2 separate regions of the Homo sapiens genome follow, and region 1 is linked to region 2. Evidence: read pairs that join two places in POLR2A ChIA-PET (ENCODE). Cell type or tissue: Caco-2. All regions are shown on one strand. Each heading gives the region's core, and the rest is flanking DNA. Links, peaks and the distances in the headings are about the cores only. Region 1 overlaps LOC105370275 (a long non-coding RNA gene). Region 2 holds the start of NDFIP2 (Nedd4 family interacting protein 2).

Region 1 (4,398 bases), core at 248-4,247, 680 kb after region 2:
TTAAGTCTGTAGAAAAACATGTACATGAATATTCACAGCAGCTATATTCACAATAGCCAAAAGTAGAAAATGATCCAAATGTCCATCAACAGGTGAATGGGTGAAATATACATCCATATAATAGAATACTACTCAGCAATTTAAAAAGTATCGCTGTTACAACAAATAAAGAAATTTCAAAAATCATCATGCTGCATAAAAGGAGCCAGACACAAATAGTACATATGGTATGATTTCATTTATATAAAATTCTAGAAAATGTAAACTAATCTATACAGATAGAAAGAAGATTGGTGATTTCAAGGGGGTAAAGGGAAGAGGAGCAGAAGGAAGGATGAACTGCAACGGAGTACAAGGAATCTTTTGGAGTGAAGAAAATATCCTATAACTTAATTATGGTAATGGTTTCACAGGTGCAGACCTTGTCAGAACTCATCAAATTGTGTTCTGTAAATGGATTCAGTTTACTGGGCATAACTTTGTATTAGGCCATTCTTTCATTGCTATAAAGAAATACCTGGGACAGTAATTTATAAAGAAAAGAGGTGCAATTGGCTCACAGTTCTGCAGGCTTTACAAGAAGCATGGTTGCTGGCATCTGCTTGGCTTCTAGCAGGCTTTCAATCATGGTGGAAGGCAAAAGGGGAAGCAGGCACATAACTCAGAGAAAGCAAGAGAGAGAGAAAGAGAATGGTGGGGGGAAGTGCCACACACTTTTAAATGACCAGAATTCATGAGAACTCACTCTCACGAAGACAGAAGCAAGCCATGAGGGATCTGCCCAGATGATCCAAATGCCTCCCAGCAGGCCCCACTTCCACCCAGCATTGGGGATTACAATTCAACATGAGATTTGGGCGGGGACAAATATCCAAACTATATCAACTTATACCTCAATAACGTTGATTTTTTAATGTACTTTAACACAAATAAACTCATTTGCTCATCTAAACAATCCTGTGACATAGGAAAGAAAAATTGTAATCTTATTTTGTCAATAGAGAAACTGGGTCTTGAGAAATGCAACAGCTTGACCATGGCTAATAACTCTCAGAGTTTCAGAAGATAGTTGTAAAGGATGGTGATTTTTAAATGTTTTCATGTGAGTTTTTTCTTTTTGTTATTTTTGTCAAGTGTAATATTCTATAGAAACCCATTGTATAAAACAGCAAAAGCTGGGCTGCTCCGATTGGAGCAGAGATGGCTATGAGTGGGCCTGGAAGTGCTACCCCTTCCAGGGAAGGCAGGGCAGGGATGGTGCCACAGGGTCCTACACGATTTGAACTCCCTGAGGTGATGCAACCAACATGGATTCTGATCACAGACTTCTACTCTGTCGCTTTCTAGCTTGAAAGCCTATATTTGCAAATGAGGTAAGTGTATTCACAGGATTAGTCACAGAATTTTTCAGTGCTTATGCCATTTTCTTTATTTCTTTCTCTCTCTCTCTCTCTTTCTTTCTTTCTTTCCTTTTCTTTTTTGAGACAGAATCTCACTCTGTTGCCCAGCCTGGAGGGCAGCGATGTGATCTTGCCTCGCTGCAACCTCTGCTGCCTCCCGGGTTCAAGCGATTCTCTTGCCTCAGCCTCCCAAGTAGCTGGGATTACAGGCGCCTGCCACCATGCCCGGCTAATTTTTGTATTTTTAGTAGAGACAGGGTTTCACCATGTTGGCCAGGCTGGTCTTGAACTCCTGACCTCATGATTCACCCACCTCGGCCTCCCAAAGTGCTGGGATTACAGGGGTGAGCCACAGTGCCCGGCCACTTATGCCATTTTCTTAGTTCCTGTTTTATATAGTTTATGTGTTTTATTTTGTCATTCTGATAATTTACTGCTTAACATAATATAATAGTATCTAAGTGTTGGATATTTTGAATACTCCCAAGAATGCTGGAGATGAAGAAAATCCCACTCAACAATGTTTCATGAAACTAATTACCTGGGAGAATTCATGAAAGTTGGGCCAGTGGTGTTAAATCAGCAGCAGTAGGAAAATCACTAAGCTAAACCTGAGCTTTATCTTTGACTCCTATCTCTCCCATGTCTAGTCAGTCACTGCAACAAATTCACCCAAGTGATTTTCACTTGAGTAGTTCAAATTATCTTTATCTCCATGGTCATCACCATCATTCAGACCAACCAATGTCCTTCTCTATGACAGTCAAGGTCCAGCTTCAATCCACATACAATTTAGTCCCCACAGTACAGCCAAAATAATCATTCCAAAAATGCAATCAATTCCTGCTGGTCCTCTGTGTAAAATCTTCTCAAGGTTCTCAGTTCCCTTCAGGAAAATCTCCAAGCTTTCTCTTAGAGTTTGCAGGGTCCTAGTGAATAGGACTCTGCTGATCTCTCAGCAACATCTTTTCTTTTTTTTTTTTTTTAGACAGAGTCTCACTCTGTCACCCAGGCTGGAGTGCAGTGGTGCCATCTCGGTTCACTGCAACCTCTGCCTTCTGGGTCCAAGCGATTCTTCTGCCTCAGCCTCCCGAGTAGCTGAGACTATAGGTGTCCACCACCACGCATGGCTAATTTTTGTATTTTTAGTAGAGATGGGGTTTCACCATGTTGGCCAGGCTGATCTCAAACTCCTGACCTTGTGATCCACCCACCTCGGCCTCCCAAAGTGCTGGGATTACAGGTGTGAGCCGTCGTGCCCAGCCTCAGCAACATCTTTTATCACATGCAACCTTACACTTTACCCTTCTGGCAAAATGAAACCTGTTTGGTTCCTCAAACACGTGACTTATTGGCTTCCCAACATGCTACTACTTCCTCCCCCAAACGTGCTACCTACTCCTCTTCATCTGACCTATCTCCTCTTCATCACCCATTCATGCTTCACCTTAGCTCTCACTTCTTTTGCAGGCCTTCCTTCCTGCCTTTTATCTCAGCCACAAGCTCCTCCTAAGACTGAATTCTTTTTTGCAACATAGTATTTATAGCCATATTGTATTAGCCATTTGTTAATTATAATACTCTTTGTGCCCATGTTATCTCCCTCAGAATTATAAACTCCTCGACAGAAACATATCTTGCTTTTTCATCACTTTCTCCCCAACATCTAGCATAGAGCCTGACACAGAGTAAGCACTCAATAAATATTTCTCGAGTGAATTGACTGAATAAGCCATACAAATGGCCAGAGTGGATGGCCCTAGACTGCTTGTTGGTGCCAGATTTAGCTAACATATGTGCAGTAGATGGGCCACATTGCTTTCTTTCAAAATGAAGGTAACAGAAAATAAGTGTGGGTTCATGATTCAACATCTCTTCCGGTTGAATATTACATGGAATCGGTGAATCTAGTTCAAACCCCAAAGTTTTAATCCTTGTAAGAAGAATATACAGAAACAGTGTCACTTTCCAAGATATTCTTTCCCTGACAAGAAGGATTTTCTAGCACTTTAATCCATAAAGCACCTCTGTGATTAGATTTCAGATTCACTGTCGGTAAAAAGGCCCTATCCAAGGAGACTAACGCACGAAGGTTAAAGATGAAAAATACTGGTTAATTTTTAAGCATGTTAGGATAATTGGGCCCAACATGAGTAAATTGCTTTCATATGAAAGGCTTTGAGCAATTGTTAAATTATAAACATTGAAAATACATTTTCTGCATCCAATCTAAAAAGAAAAGGTTTCCATTTGTACAGCAAATTAGATTCAGGTATTTCTATAGGTCAGCATTTTCTTTCCTTTTCTTTTCTTTTCTTTTTTTTTTTTTTTAAGCAGGGGAAGCTCTTCTGGTACTTGCTGTGTCTGATTCAAAGATGGAAAGGATTTGGTGACTGCGGAAGCCTTTGCCTTGCACTTGTCCCACAGCAATTACGCTGGAAGGGGTCCTAGACTTGTGGGGTGTGGGATGTGGGATAAATTTGGAGAAAGACCACAGTATGTAAACAAAACCTGCCGGTTTTCCAAAATACCTAACCACAAGACTTCACATTTTGGCAGCTAGAAAGAGTCAAATATGCTTTATTCTGAGAACAAATTTTATTCTCAGCGGGGAGAAATATGAATCCCAGTTCAAGCAAGAAACTACCAATAACCAAAATTAAAGGAATTTCGAAATATAGCCTCTGTAGAAAAACCTAGCAAGCCCACATAGTGAGACAATATTAATCAAGAAACTGATGACATCAGTAGAATCCTTGAAGTGTGTGTAGATGTTCAAAATCCTTCAGGCTAAAATCTATGGAAGAAGAGTTATTTCTGGACAGATTATTAGCATTAAACTGGTTACTTTATGTTAATGAAATCTTCTAACTTGCAACATAAATCAAATGACAATGTGAGTCTTTAATAATATGATTTTTAAGTTTGTAATGTTCTTAAAAAATTATATGTCATTGTTATATGGCTTGGCCCATCAGACACTTTAAAACAATTAGAA
Region 2 (4,398 bases), core at 116-4,115:
ACTCCTTGTGCCTTATTTTCCCCCCTCATCTGTTAACCAAGGAGTGCAACTGTGCCTATATCATGAAGTTCTGGTGAGGCTAAAATAATAGATGTATAGTACTGGCTTAGAAAGGGCTCTATACTAGTAAGCTGTTGTTCTACTTCTCCTTCCCCTCTTTCTCTTCCTCATTACAAATACGCTTTCCTGCTGAATTTGTTACTCCACTAGATTAGCAAAATGTTCAGAGAATCTGGGAGGAGGGTAAAATAGAAAGAATCTGTTACTCTATCAGGATTCAAGATGTCTGCTTTTGGTCAGATCTTTGATTTTTACTTTTATGTTCTCAGTGCTGCATTGGGTGTAAGAAATGGTCTCTGCCCTGAGCAGCCATCTATTTGAGAAACAGATGAACACATGAATGATTAATGAAAACACATATGCATATAAAATTAAGTTCTAAATAAATCTTATAGATCGTAAGTGATATAAGGATCTAATTTCAGTTTGCTGATACTGGCTGTTGTTTTGGTCATCGAGAGGCAATACCATTTGGAGTGAAATTGTGAGAGTGAGCGTTTGTACCAGTAATACCAATAAAATGGCATATGTTTATTGGCTTAGAAACTAAAATACATTAAGATCAAAACAAGGCAAGTTTAACAATATTTAAGTATGAGATATCACTGCCTCTTATTGTTAGCACAGTAATGCTTTATGCTATTAGACATGTCAAAACGGCACAAATAGGAAGAGTTGATGAATGCTTTAAAAAGAACTATGAGGAAGGCTTACATTTTTTAGTTGTCAATCTCTCAAAGAGTTTCTGTTTTTATTCTATCTTGCTATTTTAACCAGTTGATTAGGCTCACCCAGTGGCAGTCTTCATTTCAAGGATCTCCTCTGGACATTCATGAAGGAAATAAATGGGGCTCCAGATCCCTTTCCTTCCCTTCAGGGCGCTCCACTGTAAGATCATTTAGGGAAAATGTGGTGTTATGTTAAAAACATAGCTGGGCCACATCAAGCAGCATCATAGTTTTTAGGGTATAGAACGTTGGTCTTCAGGTTAAAAGGTACTTTTCGCTGCTCTGTCATACTCTTCTACTTGCTAGAGAAATATGCTTTATGCCGTGTCATGTGTGGTTAACCAGACAGTGAGATACTACTAACAGTGCTCCCAAGTGATTCCTTGCTGTTAAATCAATTGGAATTATTGAGTATTACCACAAAATAATCCTATCTGATTTCATTACTTTCTTCTAACGTCCTTCCAGTAACCTAGAACTCTAGAGACCTCTTTCTTTGAGAGTTGTCTGGAGAGTCCGTTGGATTTTTAAATCTCTTATTACCAAAAAGTGGAAAAAAGAGTTTAAAAAGTAACCAAAGAGCTAGTGCCTGTAGTCTCAGCTACTCCAGAGGCTGAGGCAGGTGGATAGCTTGGGCCGAGGAGTTCGAGGCTACAGTGAGCCATGACTGCGCCTGCTAACAGCCACTGCACTCCAGTCTGGGCAATATAGTGAGACCCCATCTCTAAAAAAACAACAAACAAAAACAAAAATTACCCCACAGAAGAATTTCAGGGCAGTGGAAATACTCTGTAGGATACTATAATGATGGATACCTGCCATTACACATTTGTTCTAACTCGAGGAGTATACAACAACCTGAGTGAACCCTGAGGTAACTATGGACTTTGAGTGATGATGAGGTGTCAATGCAGGTTCATCAGTCGTAACACATGTACCACTCTGAGGGGGGATGTTGATAATGGTGGGGGGTTATGCATGCGTAGGAGCCAAGTGTATATGGGATATCTCTGTAACTTCTCAATTTTTCTGTAAACTCTAACTACTCTATATTAGTCTTTAAAAAATCGCTTATCTTACGAATGATTTTGAATAAGCGTTTTGGGAATGTTCTAGAGATGAATCTCCTCCCCATGTCCTACGCTGGGTGAGGAAGTGTCGGGTACCCGGGCGACCTGTCCTCAGGTGTTCTAGGAACGCGGCCCCATCCCTTGTCAGCCTCTGTCTCTGTGTGGTGAGAAGGCGCACTGGCTCGTGCCTGCGCGAAACTCGCGCACACAGAAAAGACCAATCAAGGACGGGTCATTCCCGCCCCCCGCGCGCCTTTTGCGACCGCCCACTCGACAGGTTGACAACCTAGACAGCTCCCCCGGACTTGCCTTACTTTTCCATCTCCTCCCACCCAGCTATACCCTCCCACTGGCGGCGCGGATGGCACGCCGGCGGAGCCAGCGAGTCTGCGCGAGCGGTCCGAGCATGCTCAATAGCGCGCGCGGCGCCCCGGAGCTTCTCCGCGGAACCGCGACCAACGCGGAGGTCTCGGCGGCCGCTGCGGGAGCCACAGGAAGTGAAGAGCTTCCGCCGGGAGACCGCGGCTGCAGGAACGGAGGCGGAAGGGGCCCTGCGGCGACGACGTCGTCGACGGGGGTGGCCGTGGGAGCTGAGCACGGAGAAGACTCCCTCTCTCGGAAGCCGGATCCCGAGCCGGGCAGGATGGATCACCACCAGCCGGGGACTGGGCGCTACCAGGTGGTGAGTTCCCGGCCTCCTGTGCCTCCCGGGACTGCCTCCCGCCGCGGCGTCCCGAGAGTCCCTTTCCTCAGGTTATTCCCGGAGGAAAAGCTGTGGCTTTTTTTTGTTGTGTTTTGTTTTGTTTTTTTGGATCTTCTGGCTGGAGCTGCTTCACTCGCCTCACCTGCGCACTCCTGCCTAGGACTCCTTCGAAACCCTTCTCTCTCGCCCCAAGTCTGCTTAGCTCCTCACCCGCACCCTTAGCCCCGCTGTGAGACGCCCTCCCTCCACACACCTTACAACTTGTATCCGTTTTAATTTCTCACTTTATCATTTTCTTATTCTCTGACTCAGTCACTCCTGAGACATTCTAGTCGATTGTCTACTGGAAATGGGGCTGACTTCACATACCTGCCCGGAAGGTGATCGCCGTCATAAATGGGGTGGGTGAGTAGGTGGGTGGAGGTGTAAGTACTGCGTGGGGTGGGATGTGGATTTGGCAAAAATGTGGGTTAGGAATTGTGGAACTGTAGAGAAAGACTAGCCATAATGCTGATCTTGTCTCTCTGCTCGTTAACCTTGTCATTTTGTCCTTTTCCATTATGTTAGTATTAAAAATGACTGTATTTTTTGGTAATCCCCACTTTTTCTTTCTTTCTTTCTTTCTTTTTTTTTTTTTTTTTTTTTTTTTTGGTTAGAGGGGAAACAGAGGTAGTTTTAGTAGAACAAATTCTAATCTTGTTTGAAAAATTATTTTTCGTTAAATACAAGGTTTTCCAGCTTAACTGTGTAAACTTTGGTAACTATGTTGAAAAAAGTGAAATGTGTTCCTCTATATTTTCAGTGTCAATTTTTAAATATATTTTTCTTTGTGTATTCTGGTGGTGACGTTGGAGATTCCTGTTGTAAACCTTAGTTAAAGATGGACTGAGCAATAGTTGACTCTGCTGTTGTGCTGTTGCAGCTAGGTAGCATGTCATTCTACAAACTTTCAGCCCATTTACTGAGGGAGAGGAGAAAAACAATACATAGCACTGGTGATGCAGTTTATGGTTTATAAAATTTTACAAATTTAGGTATGTTAGTCCCAGGTTTCAACTTTCAAATCTATTTGCACATGTAAGACAGGTTATAAGCCAAGACTTTCTATTAATAAGTACATTTTGGCAAATATGAAGGAACTGTAAGATGAGATCCTAAAGTATGTAATTTTGCATTTTTCTAAGATAAAAGCTCATGAGGCTTCCATTTTCAATTGGTTTGCATTCCTTAAAACCTACAAAAGGTCCATATTCCGAATTCTTTGAAAATTTATCAGCTTTTCTCAACAACTTGGGAAATACTGTTTCTCCCAGTATGGAAAGCGTTTTTCAAGTTGTCAGTGTACACCCTTTTGATGGTTTGAAAGGCATTTCTAGGTTTGTAAATGTTAGCAAAAATAAAATGATATAAATATTGAATAATATCAGCAGTGAAACTTGTTTCATTTTTCCTACAGACGTCACTACCCAAAACACTGTTAATTTATGTAGCTCTCAGTTTTAAGATATTTGTTTTCCCAACAACTCCTTTCAAAATAAATGGGCATATTTTATTGCTGCCCCCTCCCCTCGTTTTTTTCAAACTGACGATGTGTCCTACATAGACTTTGAATGTTCCTTGAGAACAGAGGGCAAAAATCAGTTCTTCTAAAGATAAAGCCTACCAGTCCCTCTAAAGGTAGTACTTTAGGTAGGACATCGATCTGTTCTCCTTGTAAGGCAACTTACAACTAACATTGTAAGGCAATGTTAGTGTTAGAGTTACACAATTTACGTAGTCATTTAACCTATCTAGTATAACTCTTGGTTTTGTTTATAATGGCCTGATTAATAACATC

What was found. ChIA-PET counts read pairs that join two places held together with the same protein. Peaks named below come from ENCODE experiments on the same cell type or tissue, not always from the same donor. Only the 100,000 strongest peaks of a DNase experiment are listed, where the experiment ranks them.
Region 1: POLR2A ChIA-PET joins it to region 2 with 13 read pairs; 2 of 35 experiments call an interaction of 5 or more read pairs at or near these places.

The regions. Positions count from the first base shown.
Region 1 is chr13:80,160,753-80,165,150 of GRCh38, forward strand. The region is part of intron 2 of LOC105370275 (a long non-coding RNA gene); the gene reads right to left. Among named protein-coding and RNA genes, the nearest start is that of LINC01080, 150 kb to the left of the region's middle. In Caco-2, for the core only: no CTCF peak of the experiment used is centred there; no DNase peak of the experiment used is centred there.
Region 2 is chr13:79,478,985-79,483,382 of GRCh38, forward strand. It overlaps NDFIP2 (Nedd4 family interacting protein 2), which reads left to right and starts at 2,171. Exons shown (of 8, transcript NM_019080.3): 1 at 2,171-2,540. The coding sequence starts at 2,220. It overlaps NDFIP2-AS1 (NDFIP2 antisense RNA 1), which reads right to left and starts at 2,247. Exons shown (of 3, transcript NR_046685.1): 1 at 2,168-2,247; 2 at 852-946. In Caco-2, for the core only: no CTCF peak of the experiment used is centred there; DNase peaks (open chromatin) are centred at 2,167 and 2,937; H3K4me3 peaks cover 2,674 bases.